2 separate regions of the Homo sapiens genome follow, and region 2 is linked to region 1. A link is a contact called in ENCODE Hi-C or POLR2A ChIA-PET data. All regions are on one chromosome and are shown on one strand. Each heading gives the region's core, a stretch centred on a gene start or an enhancer-like site at or near the end of the contact. The rest is flanking DNA. Distances are from core to core; before and after follow the strand shown.

What was found. A loop is a pair of places that touch in the nucleus more often than their neighbours do. ChIA-PET counts read pairs that join two places held with the same protein, here RNA polymerase II (POLR2A). Pooled maps may share reads with other maps.
Region 2: a loop to region 1 is called in a pooled map, with 2.0 times the contacts of the local background. The contact joins two enhancer-like sites. A Hi-C loop is called at or near these places in 3 of 50 pooled maps. POLR2A ChIA-PET finds 5 or more read pairs at or near these places in 4 of 52 experiments (A549, GM12878, WTC11 and 1 more).

Annotation. Positions count from the first base shown.
Region 1 is chr2:38,497,384-38,503,843 of GRCh38, forward strand. The region is part of intron 1 of LINC02613 (long intergenic non-protein coding RNA 2613); the gene reads right to left. Among named protein-coding and RNA genes, the nearest start is that of LINC02613, 15 kb to the right of the region's middle. Within about 2 kb of position 2,606, at least 10 of the 41 ENCODE cell types and tissues checked have a DNase peak (open chromatin) inside an H3K27ac peak, as active enhancers do.
Region 2 is chr2:38,719,349-38,726,225 of GRCh38, forward strand. All of the region lies in intron 4 of GALM (galactose mutarotase), which reads left to right. All of the region lies in intron 1 of LOC124905993 (a long non-coding RNA gene), which reads right to left. Among named protein-coding and RNA genes, the nearest start is that of SRSF7, 29 kb to the right of the region's middle. RefSeq lists a silencer at 2,876-2,935 and an enhancer at 3,726-3,775. Within about 2 kb of position 3,539, at least 9 of the 41 ENCODE cell types and tissues checked have a DNase peak (open chromatin) inside an H3K27ac peak, as active enhancers do.

The sequences.
Region 1 (6,460 bases), core at 1,356-3,855:
GTCTTTGTCCTTGAAGCAGATCCCAAGCTAAACCTTGGACTCTGTCACCCCGGCTTCCACAGATGCTTGCTTCATAAGTCCTAAGGTAAGAAATAGCACAGCTCCATCCTCCAGCCTTACCACGAACGGATGCCAATGTGCAATCTCAGGAAGCTTCTGTGTTAGGAAGATGCTGCCGGAGCACTTGCAGTGAGTGACCCGGATCATGCAGGCCCTGTCAGATGACTTATGTCACTTTCCTCAAGGAGAAAATTACACTCTTTATACTTGGCTGAGGGGAGGAGGCATTGAGGTTTTCTTTGTGGAGGTAAAAAAAAAAAAAAAAAAAAAAGTTTTGCAGATTTTGCCTTTTTTAACCTCAAAAATATTTTTAAATGTAAGATGTTTTCTGAGGTAGAGTCTACGTGAGGTGTGACACTGTAATTGTGAATCCCACCATCCAGCTAAGCTAAGGCCTATGGAGCATAATTCACTCTTTCCTTCAGCAAATATTTGAACAGTGTAAAACTAAAACAGCCCATTCATTAAGCAATGTGCAAGGTTCTCCCGCTGAAATATCCTGGAGTCATAAGATTTGATCGCTGGGCTGCAGCAGTCAGTCTGATTAAGACCTTCAGAGACCATGAAGACAGGACCCATTAAGGAACCTCACCCCAAATTAAAGACAACACCAAATTGCATTTTTTTTAAGCATAAAGGAAGGAAATCAAGGATCTGATTTTTCCTAAAATGAATGTTTCAGTAACAAATAATCTCCACCTCTCCCATCTTCCACCCCCACTTATTCCCATCCCTCCACCCTCTCTCCACCACAATGCTCATCCACCAGAGGAAAGTGGGGGTGGGGCAGGGGTTGCACTTGAGTGACAGATGTGAGGTTATGGCTAGAAAGTGAGAGCTTAACCCCAGGGGAGAGAGTGACTTCCTCTCACAGCAAAGTGGTCTAAAGTAGGCCAAGGCAGCTGGTTGGGCGAGGAATGAGAATTCTCAAGAGGAGATGAAATTGATGCTGTAATCTCAGAGTGGGGAAGACGTAGCGGACTTTAACTCAGGAAGTTTCCATGAAAGAATTGAGAGCCTATGAGAGAGAAATACTGGAGTGAAATCAAAAGAGTTGACATGAAGGCCATGCAGAAAATTATCTTGATTCTTCCAGGAAACTAAGGACAAAAGCAATAATTCAGTTTCCGCAGAGAAATGTGTGTTCTTGGGGAAGAGTGGAGGAAATCACTCAAGGAGAAATATTGGCTTTTAAAGTCACTAGACTTAAAGACAGGGTTGGGGTCATGGAAGGGAACAGAAAACTAGAAAGGCTTGGAAATAACTTGGTGATATTTTTGGTTGATACAAGCTGAACTTTCTTTTTCTTTTTTTTTTTTTTGAGATCGAGTTTCATTCTGTTGCCCGGGCTGGAGTGCAGTGGCGTGACTTTGGCTCACTGCAACCTCCATCTCCCGGGTTCAATCAGTTCTCCTGTCTCAGCCTCCTAAGTAGCTGGGACTACAGGCACACACCACCATGCCTGGCTAATTTTTTTTTTTTTTTTTTTTTTTTGTATTTTTAGTAGAGACAGGGTTTCACCATATTGGTCAGGCTGGTCTCGAACTCCTGGCCTCAGGTGATCCACCCGCCTCAGCCTCCCAAAGTGCTGGGATTACAGGCGTGAGCCACCCCCGCCCCAGCCTATACAAGCTGAACTTTCTAAACTCTAAATCCCATAGTCTTTGGTGGACTGCATCCTAGATTCACCTTTCCTTAGCTGTGTACCAAGAGTTTGGATGCAGTAGGCACTGTGGGGAAGGGGCACTGTAGGAGCCACAAAGCGGAAAGGGTGTGAATCCCAGGGTACCCTTTGGAAAAGCCGTTGGGAGAGGGTGACCTACCCTACCACACAAGGGACAATGTAAAGTATCTGCAGGCTTCTGCTTGTGACTGCCCTGAGGCCCGGTTTTCACATAGCAGCTTTTCTGTCTATTTGTTTTACGTATTTCTCTCTAAATAAGTTTCTTTAGCTGTTTAAAAAAAAAAAAAAAAAAAAAAAAAGACAGTTCTCAAAGCAAGGTTCCCTGGACCAACAACATCAGCATCACTGGGGATCTCAGAACCTGACCCAGTGGTCTGCCCGGCCCAGACCTACAGAAGCAGAATCTGTAGGGGTAGGGCCAGCAATCTGTATTTTAATAAGCCCTTCTTGCGATCTCGTTTGAGAACCACTTGTTTAGCAAAACGGCAGGCCCATTGAGCTATCAGAGTCTTAAATATTTCACCCTTGTGCTATTTATGGGTCTATTTTTGGCTTTTGTATTTAAACTGCCTTTGCAGAAATGCACAAGGTTTCTGTGCCATAGAACTCAATGTTTCCGGGGTTATTATGCATATTACTGAATCCACAATTTTAACCTTGGGGGTGAGGAGGAGGTACAGCAGGGCCAGCATGTAATTTGATCAACTCAGTCTTCCTTCTTTTTCTAGGTTGAGGGGAGTGCAAAACAGTACACAGAGATGTGGGGAGGGGGGCTCCGGCTGCATTTGACTTCCCCTGAGCTGTGTGTCTGAGGCAACTGAGAAGTACCCTTAAGACCTACACCAGCTGGCTCTTGCCTTTGGAAACAAGTGCTCAGAGGCCGGCATGTGATCCGCCAGCAGCAGCTAGGTTGCTCACATGCTTTCCATCTCCTTTTCCTTTCCAAATTCAATTATCTTGCATTTCTCAACCCTGAGTCTCCTCCCTAACCCCAGGAAAAATGGGATTTTAGAGCCCTGGAGACTCAGTTATGCAGTTATCCCTTAGCCTCCTCGCTCCTCCCAGCCAAACATTCCAACTAGCACTCTCCCTAACTGGATTCCAGACCTGCCAAGACATTCCAGGACAGAGGCGATTCCTTCCTGCTGGCTGCCTGGCTCAGGTTGTCGAGCCAGATATGTGAGGCCAAGCACAGGTATCTGTTAGAGAGGCCAAGAGATGCGTGATCCCTGCAACCTCTGGTGCAGAGGAGCAGGCAACCGGGGCTTGTGCAAAGCTTGGAGACAGCGAGGAGCAGGAGAAGACTGCGTGTTATGTAAGGGAAGCATGTGGGTTGCGTGCTGCTATTCACCTGTTGCTAATTAGTACACTGCCTGTCAGGACTCAGGCGAGGAAAACATCTTCCTCCGACGCACGCTCACCTCGCTGTCAGAGTGAAGACATAATGATCCAGTCTAGAAGGGTTCTGTCCAACAGAAAAATTTATTGAACCACGTGGTATGTTAGGTGCTGAAGATACGAGATGAATAAACCAGGGTCCCTGCTCACAAGGAATTTGTGATCAAGAAGAGAGACGAAAACAAGTAAACAGTTGTGTACAATCCATGTGATAGAGAAAGCAAAACTACCTTTGGTGTACAAAAATCCTACACTGCTTTGAAAGTTGAGTCAGGCCAACTCAGAGGTCCCTTCTAGAAGTGCGTTCTAGGCAGGGAGAACAGTAAGTGCAAAAGTTGGGGAGTGGGCCTGGGGTTCTCAAATCCTGAAATGGCAAAATTAAGCTAAGGTTGCTATGCCAGGTACAGAGTCAGGAAGGCTGCTTCCTCTGGACGGGGCCAGCAACAAGACTCAAAATGTGAGTAGGAGAACCCAAGGAAAAAGTAGGTAGGAACAGGTCAAGACATGGACAGAGAAGGGTGGGGAGAAGTGGCGTGCAGGGAGATTGCTGGGATCATGAGCTAGCACTGAGGCTTGTCTTTGTGAGCCTCTGCAGAGGACGCTTGGGAGCAGGAGCCTAGCATAGAAGGCAGGGTCAGGTGCTGGGCACAGTGGCTCATGACTGTAATCCCAGCACTTTGGGAGGCTGAGGTGGGTGGATCACAAGGTCAGGAGTTCGAGACCAGCCTGGCCAATATGGTGAAACCCCGTCTCTACTGAAACTACAGAAATTAGCCAGGAGTGGTGGCATGCACCTGTAATCCCAGCTACTTGGGAGGCTGAGGCAGGAGAATCACTTGAACCTGGGAGGCAGAGGAGGTTGCAGTGAGCCGAGATCATGCCACTGCACTCCAGCCTGGGCAACAGAGCAAGACTCCGTCTCAAAAAAAAAAAAAAAAAAAAAAGAAAGAAAGAAAGAAAGCAGGGTCACAAGAGAGGCAACTGGAGTCCAGAAACAGTTTAAATCCCCCCCTCAATGGCGTTCTGTATTCGGGAAGGCACTAGCAGGAATGAGAGGGATAGTCCAGGAGTGGAGAACCGAAATCTGCCCATTTGTACACAAGATAAAGTTTTGAAAAAACACCAGGGAGCAAAGAATATACAAGGGTTGAAAAGTTTACAAAGCAAAAAACAATCCCGCAGAGGCATGTTTTGCTCTATTTCCCGACCTACAAAGAGATCTTCCCTCAAATGTCAGGCTCTGGCCCCAGCTCTCTTTTCCTCTCAATGTCACTCTCATGGCCCCACCACCTGGGCTGTGACTTCAATGACCATGAACACCCTCAGCCTCCAGACCAGCCCCTGTCCCAACAGACAAGTGCTTACTGGACACCTTCACCTTGAACTCCCATGGACACTGCAACCCCAACATGTCCAAAAGTGAATATGCCATCACCAGCCCTCCCCGCCATCCCCTCGCCATTGGGCCCTAGCTCAGGGAATGGTACCTCAATTCACCTTAATGCCTGACCCAGAAATCCAAGGAGGCCTTTCTCTCATCTCCTCCTTCTAATCAAATTATTTCCTAAACCACTCTGGAGCCTATTCACCTCGTATAGTTTGCTATTGCTGCTGTAACAAACTGCCACAAACTTAGTGCATTAAAACAACACAAGTTTATTATCTTATAGTTCTGAAGGTCAAAACTCCTACAATCAAGATGTCAGCAGGGCTGTGGTCCTTCTGGAGGCTTTAGAAAAGGATCTGCTTCCTTGCCTTCCCTAGCTTCCAGAGGCCACCTGCATTCCTTGGCTTGTGGCCCCTTCCTCCAGCTTCAAAGAAAACAGCAGAGCATTGTTGGGGCCCAGAAAATAATATCCCAAAATGAAGGTCTCAGAAGCAGCCTCAGAAGCAAAAGTCACAAGATTTGTAACCTCTTCAATTGCTCCTATAGATAACATAACTATTGTAAAACCTAAAATTGGTGTTTGAGGGTATCTTTCAGACCTTTCATTTTGATGAACCAGCTGGTGCCATCCAGACCAGTTAACCCATTACCAAGAAACTGTCTCAATTGGTCTTGTGACCCCCTACCCAGGAACTGACTCAGCACAAGAAGACAGCTTCAACCCTCTGTGATTTCCTTCCCAACCCAACCAATCAGCATACCCATTCCGTAGCTCTGCCTCTACCAAACTACCCTTAAAAAACCCTAGCCTCTGAGTTCTCAGGGAGGTGGACTTGAGAATTATCTTCCGTCCTTCTGCTTGACTGGCCCTGTGATTAGTGAACTCTTTCTTTGCTGCAACACCTGCTGTTCTCAGTGAACTGGCTTTTCTGGGCAGCAGGCAAGAAGAACCCATGAGGAAATTACATTAGCATTAGATCATAATCTTTTTGTCCAATCATATTTCTACATGGCTGTCCATACTTTTCTGAACCTAAGCATAAACATGGACAATTTCCCCTGTATCTTTGGGTCTTCATTCTGAAGGCTCTTGTGTTATACATAGAGCCTTAAATAAATAAGCCTTAAATATGTTTATATGCCTTTTCTCCAAGTAATCTGCCATTTGTGAGTTGATTTTTCAGCAAACCTTCAGAGAGTGAAGGGGAATTTTCCCGTGGCCCCTACAGTTTCAACAAAGTTCTCTCTTCTTCCATCTTTTAAGGATTCTTGTGATTACCTTGGGCCCACCCAGATAATCAAGGATAACCTCCCCATCTCAAGATCCTTAACTTAATCCAAGTCTTATAAAGTAACATTTTCACATGTTCTGGGGATTAGGAAATGAACGCCTTTAGGGGGGCCATTATTCTACCTACCACACACCACTTCCTACCCCAATACCACTGCCACCATCTCCTTCATTTGGAGTCACCAACACACTCCTAAATGCATAGAAGAATCACAAAGTATTTAATGAGGGGGAAAACAAAAGAGAGAGAAGGAGAAAATAAAGAGAAGGGGAGAGAGAAGAAGAAAGCCTCTTCCCATAGACTCCCTGAAGCAAAGGATGCCTTTCATTCCCAATCTCTTACCTAGTTTCCTTGACTCCAGTATTTCCCCCTCCAAATCATTCTTGGCCTTGCTCTTTCCTTTTGCCCTTGCTATTTGCTCTGTCTATAATTTCAATCTCTATTTCCTAACAGTCACCCCCACTCTGCCTCAACCCCTACACAGAGCACCTGGCTAAGTCCTGTTCCTTCAGGTCTCAGTTGAGATGTCATTTCCCCAGGAAGCTTTCCCCAGCTCTCAGGTTTAGGTCTCCTGGGGTCTCCAGTAGGTGCCATTGTACCTTGCTCTTACCTGTCCTAGCCCTTATCTCATCCAAAAGT
Region 2 (6,877 bases), core at 2,289-4,788, 220 kb after region 1:
AATCCCAGCTACTCGGGAGGCTGAGGCAAATAATTGCTTGAACCTGGGAGGTGGAGGTTGCAGTGGGCCGAGATCACGCCACTGCACTGCAGCCTAGGCAACAAAATGAGACTTTGTCTCAAAAAAAAAAAAAATTAGGATCCTGGCTGGGTGCAGTGACTCACACCTATAATCCCAGCACTTTGGGAGGCTGAAGTGGGCGGATCACTTGAGGTCAGGAGTTTAAGACCAACCTGGCCAACATGGTGAAATCCTGTCTCTACTGAAAATACAAAAATTAGCCAGGTGTGGTGGCGGGCACCTATAATCTCAGCTACTTGGGAGCTGAGGCAGGAGAATCGCTTCAACCCCGAAGGTGGAGGTTGCCGTGAGCCGAGATCACGCCATTGCACTCCAGCCTGGTCGACAAGAACGAAATTCTGTCTCAAAAAAAAAAAAAAAAAGATTAGGATCTGTCACACCTCAGAGAACCTTTAGTGACCCCCGAGGCTGAGTTTGATGCTGCTCCCTGCTCCCCTAGAGCCTTAGGAATTTCACTTTCCTTGCATGTCTCACACTCTCCTGTAAATGTTTATTGTTTTGGCCAGGCGCGTTGGCTCACACCAACACTTTGGGAGGCTGACCGGGTGGATTGCTTGAGCCTAGGAGTTTGAGACCAGCCTGGGCAAGATGGTGAAACCCCGTCTCTACTAAAAAAAATAATAATAATAATAATTAGCCAGGCGCAATGGCACACACTTGTAGTCCTAGCTACTCGGGAGGCTGTAGTGGGAGGATCACCTGAGCCCAGGGAGGTCAAGCCTTCATTGAGCTGTGATCATGCCACCGCACTCCGCCTAGGTGACAGAGTGAGACCTTGTCTCTAAATAAATAAACAAATTTTTATTGTTTTAATCTGTCTCTTCCACCAGATTCTAGGCTTTCTGAGGTCAGTTTAATGCCTGGCACATAGAAAATGCTCAAAAATTGGTAAACTAACAAATTTGTGTTTGTTTTTTCCCCATCCAAAAGTAATTGCAAGGATTAATGTTCTTAAGGTATAATCACGTGAAGGCACTTCTATGTTAAAAAAAAAAAAAAAAAAAAAAAAAGGCTGTGGGTGGGGGCAAGGAGGAGCCAGGGAGGAAAATTAGTCTCCTGTCAGAATTTGTGAAGTCAGTGCTAGGAGGTGAAAACATCACCTCTTAGATGCTAGCAGTATACTAGCAATCTATTGCTATACAACAAATTACTCCAGCACTTCGTTTATTATCTCTAATTGTTTCTATTGGCGGGGAATTTAGACAGGGCACATCTTGTCTCTGCACATGATGTCTAGGGCCTCAGCTTAAAAGATTAGAACAGGGCTGGAATCATCAGAAGGCTTGTTCACTCACATGTCTGGCAGTTGATGTTGGCTGTTGGCTGGAGGCCTTGCTGGGGCTGTCAGCCAGAACAGCCCACACACAGCCTCTCCACGTGACTTGAGCTTCCTTACAGTATGGTGGCAGGGCTCCAAGGGCAAATGTCTTGAGAGAGAGAGAGAGGGCGAGGCTGGAGCCTTTTACATAACCTGGCTGCAGAAATCACACAGCATTACTTGGCCACATTCTTTTGGTTAAGGTGGTTAAAAAGGTCCATCCAAGTTCAAAAGAGGAAACACAGACTCCACGGCTCAGTGAAGAAGTATCAACATCACATTGTAAGGAGAGCATGTGGATGGGATCTAGACTACTGTGGCCATCTTTGAAGAATGCAATCTGCCACAAGCAGTCATGGGGAAAAGGCCAAATTCCTCATAATAGAATGTGGGTGTGAATCTCTTATGTAAGACAAGAGATATGAATCAAGGCAGATGGATTTTGTGAAGGCAGTGAGTTTTTCCTTCACTTTCAGAGTGCAGGTAATTATAACTCTGTCAAGAATGCAAATAGAAAGAGGAAGGTTTAATATTTTGTGACAGAGATCTGGAATGTTATAAAGTCCTATTTCCAGTGATCAGATCTACTTCATCTTCTTGCAAAAATGAGGCAGTTGTAGTGGCTAGAGTAACACCCTCATGAACTCTCTTTGTTAAGTCATCCCCCGTCCCAGTCACTTCCACCTCTTCCTGGCTTACTGTCACTCTAACATCACTCTTGTCATAATCCTTGATTATTTTCTTATCCATGTTGGTGATACCCTGACCACTCTGCTTCTTTTTTGAGACGAGCTCTCACTCTGTCACCCAGGCTGGAGTGCAGTGGCATGATCATGGCTCCCTGCAGCCTTGACCTCCCAGGCTCAAGTGATCTTCCCACCTCAGCCTCCCTAGTAGCTGGGATCACAGGTGTGCACCATACCACACCTGGCTAATTTTTTAATTTTTTGTAGAGACGGGATCTCACCAGGTTGCCCAGGTTGGTCTTGAACTCCTGGGCTCAAGGGATCTGCCCTCCTTGGCCTCCCAAAGTGCTGGGATTACAGGCGTGAGCCACCGCGCCTGGTCCACTCAGCTTGAGATCCACTCATCCAATGATCTTGTCCTTCACCCTTCTCAGCTGCTCACTTCTTTGACTTTGTCATGACCTGTCTTTGCAACCTTCCATGATCGCTATTCTAGATGTCTTTCAGCTCCAATAATTCTTCAGCACCACAAGAACATACAGTTCTTTGGTATAACTACTACCTTTTCACTGTCCCTCCCCAACTATGCCTTCCCTTCCCCCCCCCACCCCCCCCCCCCACCTAGAACAGAAGCGCATCATGCGGGCCGGGTGAGGCGGCTCATGCCTGTAATCCCAGCACTTTGGGAGGCGGAGGCAGCTGGATCACTTGAGGTCAGGAGTTCGAGACCAGCCTGGCCAACATGGTGAAACCCTGTCTCTACTAAGAAGTCCGTCATGAGAATCACCCCTTTGCACACACTCAACTCTCTTGCCCCCTCCCTCCTTCTTGTGTGCTCCTAATAAACCCAACCCTGATTAACCCCACCCCCTACACCCTCCACAGCTGTCATCATGCAGTTTCTGGTCTCTGTATTTATGAAAACAACCTCTAGTGGGCCCTTGATGCTGTCTGCAGTCAGACATTCTCTGAAATAGGGCATGGGCTGCTCCTCTGGCCCAGAGCTGTAACCCTAGATTGTTGGGTCAGAGCCCCTCATCTGCCAGGCACTGCTGCCCAGACCTTAATACACACCCATCTGGCCTCCAGGAGAATAAGAAATCCTCTTCAGAAACTGCTTCTCCCTGCCGACACCCCTGGCTTTCTGGTGGCTTCAGAACTAAAGTTGGAGGATGTGACATTCTGTCTGAGGGTACCCCTTCCATTTCCGCTTCTTTTTCCTGAACACTCAGCATTGCTGAGAGCTATTTTGACAGCTCCTTCTATTCTTAGCACCAAAGCACAAAGTCATATATGCAGATAAACCAAGGCTAGAAAAACTGCATGTTCATTTTCTAAATTCTTAGTGAGAAAAATCAAGAGCAACTGTCGGGGTTGGGGGCGTAAGGGGCTGTGACCAAGTCGGACACTCCAGAGGGAGGTGGAAAGTGCCTGAGTGGAGATTCTGACACTATGCAGATGTGTCACCTCGGGCAAGTCCCTTCAGTTGCCGGGGGCTCAAACTCACCATCTGCAAAGTAAGGGGACGGGATGAGGGAATTCCTAAGCCCCTTTCTAGATCTTTCATTCTTCGTCACCAGATGCTACAATATACACAGTTGCCTCTGGGTTTTTTTCTGCCTCTCCTGCCTTCATTCATCAGTTTTTCAATCAACGAAAGGCTCTGCTTCATGCCCAGAGGGTACAGAGATAAATAGGGCACAATTCTTGCCCTTTAGGACCTCACTTTCCTTATAGACACATCACTTGATATATGTGAAAGTTGGTTATACAAACTGGGTCATTGTCATACCCAACTAACTCAGAGTTGAGAGGCCGGGGGAAAAGAGCAGTTAGGGTACATAGCACCTGCTCCAAGAATTGATTTTTCTGCAAAGCTGAAACAGCCTGCTATAACCCTGAGACCAGTTTCACCCTAGTAATCGCTAAAATGACCTGCTGTGACTCTAACACTAGTTTCACCTGCTGCTGTCACTCACGAGTCAGAGCCTGCCAGCTCCCAGAAGTTTCTTTAGTGCCAATGAGCGTTCTTTCAGAACAGTATGTAACATTTCTCTTTCTAATAAAACTCCCGGCCAGGTGCAGCAACTCACGCCTGTAATCGTAGCACTTTGGGAAGCTGAGGCAGGAGGATCACTTGAAGCCAGGAGTTCAAGACCACCCTGGGCAACATAGTGAGACCTCATCTCTACAAAAAAATTTAAAAATTATAGCTGGTGTGGTGATGTACTGCAGTAGTCACAGCTACTCGGGAGGCTGAGGCAGGAGAATCCCTTGAGCCCAGGAGTTTGAGGCTGCAGTAAGCTATGATCAAACCACTGCACTCCAGCCTGGGTGAGAGAGCAAGACACTGACTCAAAAAAACAAACAAAAAAAAAAGCAAAAACAAAAAATATGTATATCTAATAAAACTCCCAACCTTCTCTTTGTTTTCCAGACATGCTGAGGACCACCTAGGCTGTGTGTGCACTCTGAATTGCAATTCTGTGATTCTCTCTTTTTTTGAGACTCAGTCTCACTATGTTGCCCAGGCTGGAGTGCAGTGGCACAATCTCAGCTCACTGCAAGCTCCACCTCCTGGTTCAAGCAATTCTTCTGCCTCAGCCTCCAGAGTAGCTGGGACTACAGGCACACACCACCATGCCCAGCTAATTTTTGTATTTTTAGTAAAGACAGGGTTTCACCATGTTGGCCAGACTGGTCTTGAACTCCTGGCCTCAAGTGATCTGTCCATCTCGGCCTCCCAAAGTGCTGGGATTACAGACATGAGCCACCATGCCTGGCCAATTCTGTGATTCTCAAATAAAACATTGAGAGATTCATCTCTATATTTTATTTGACTTTGACAAATCCTGTAATTATGTCATAATATGATGAACGTTTTGAGAAAAGTCTATTCTAAGTATAATGAGAACAAAGAAAAAAAAGATTGGTCCTGGCTATAGAGGTTAGAATATTTCACAAGAAGAAATTATGTTAGAGAATATTCTTGAACGATCAATTGGACTTTGCCAGACTGTGGTGGGCATAGGGGACCCAGAAGGAACATTCATTCTAGTTATGAGAAAGGGCCCAGAGACATGGCGAATCTGGGGGACAAATTCCACATTTTCCATATACTTGATCATTAAGCACATGACCAAGTGTGTCAGTGCATGAGGATGGACAAGATAGATTGGAGCCTTCACTGTTTTTTTCTTCTCATTTACCAAAAATTTCATCATTTTAGAATTGTCCCAGTTTTCTAATTTTAAGTCAGGGCTTCTTTGTCATGCTTAAAGTCTTACCCTCTGTGCCCTCTGCTCTGTGTTCTATATGGTAGCCTGAAATTTGGCCCTGTTATATATATTTATTTATGCCAGACTCCTGAAGGTGTTCAAGCATACCATTTATCAAATATTTCCATGTAATGTGGCAGCTAATAACAGCTTCGTTTTACAGAGGGAAGAGCTGAAGCAAACACTGATTTGTAGATTGCTTGGTAACAGGAAAGAGACCTGATGTATGCCCTCTGTCTTTCCTTCACAAAAATTTTGTAGCTTTCTTTGTTTCTTCAAGCCTTCTACCTGTAGTTATACTTTAAGGGAGATAATTATAAGCAATTTTGATTGACCTGAGTCGATCACACTAGGACTGTCATAAGGGTTAGATTTTGAGTTGACTGTGGCTTTAAGGAAGAATTAAATATTGTAACACCATTTAAAGTTATAGAAGAAAGCATAAGTTACCACTCAGAATATAGGTTGGTAAGACTAAAATCTTCCTGAGCCCATGAGAATACCTGCTTTTTTTTCCAAGTCTAATTGTTTCATGAAGAATTGCTGAGCATGGTGGCTCATGCTTGTAAACCCAGTACTTTGGGAGGCTGAGGCAGGAGGATTGCTTGAGCCCAGGAGTTTGAAACCAGCCTGCGCAACAAAGTGAGACCCCCATCTCTTCAAATAATTTAAAAATTAGCCAGGGGTGCTGGTACATGCCTGGGGTCCCAGCTACTCAGGAAGCTGAGACAGGAGGATTACCTGAGCCTGGCAGGTCGAGGCTGCATTGAGCTGTGATCATGCCACTGCACTACAGCCTGGGTAACAGAACGAGACCCTCGCTCTTAAACACACACATACACACACACACACACGTATATATATAATTGGGCATACACCTGTAGTCCTAGCTACTCAGGAGGCTGAGGCAGGAGGATCACTTGAGCATAGCAGGACCCTGTCTTTAAAAAAGAAAAAGAAGAATTATTGTTGCCTTTTTCTTTTCATTTCTTTTCTTTTTTTTGTTTTGTTTTGTTTTGTTTTTTTGAGACAGAGTCTCACTCTGTCTGGAGTGCAGTGGTGAAATCTTGGCTCACCACAACCTCCATCTCCCGGGTTCAAGCGATTCTTGTGCCTCAGTCTACTGAGTAGCTGATATTACAGGTATGCGCCACCACGCCTGGCTAATTTTTGTATTTTTAGTAGAGACGGGGTTTCGCCATGTTGCCCAGGCTGGTCTCAAACTCCTGACCTCAAGTGATCCGCCCACCTCAGCCTCCCAAACCTCTGGGATTACAGGCATGAGCCACCATGCAAGTCTGGGAGGTAGTATATCATGTAAACATTGCAGGACAAAAGCATACCCAAGTGGGTCACACTGCTATCTAGGATTTGGCCTTTGGCTTTCAAGATCCAAAAAGTTCAACTATGAATTCTGCCAGAACTGATCAGGGTTTAGAGGATGTAAAGCAACCTCTTTCTATTGTGTCTCTAGCACCATCTACTGGGAAACAAAAGTGCCTTTATTTTTTTTT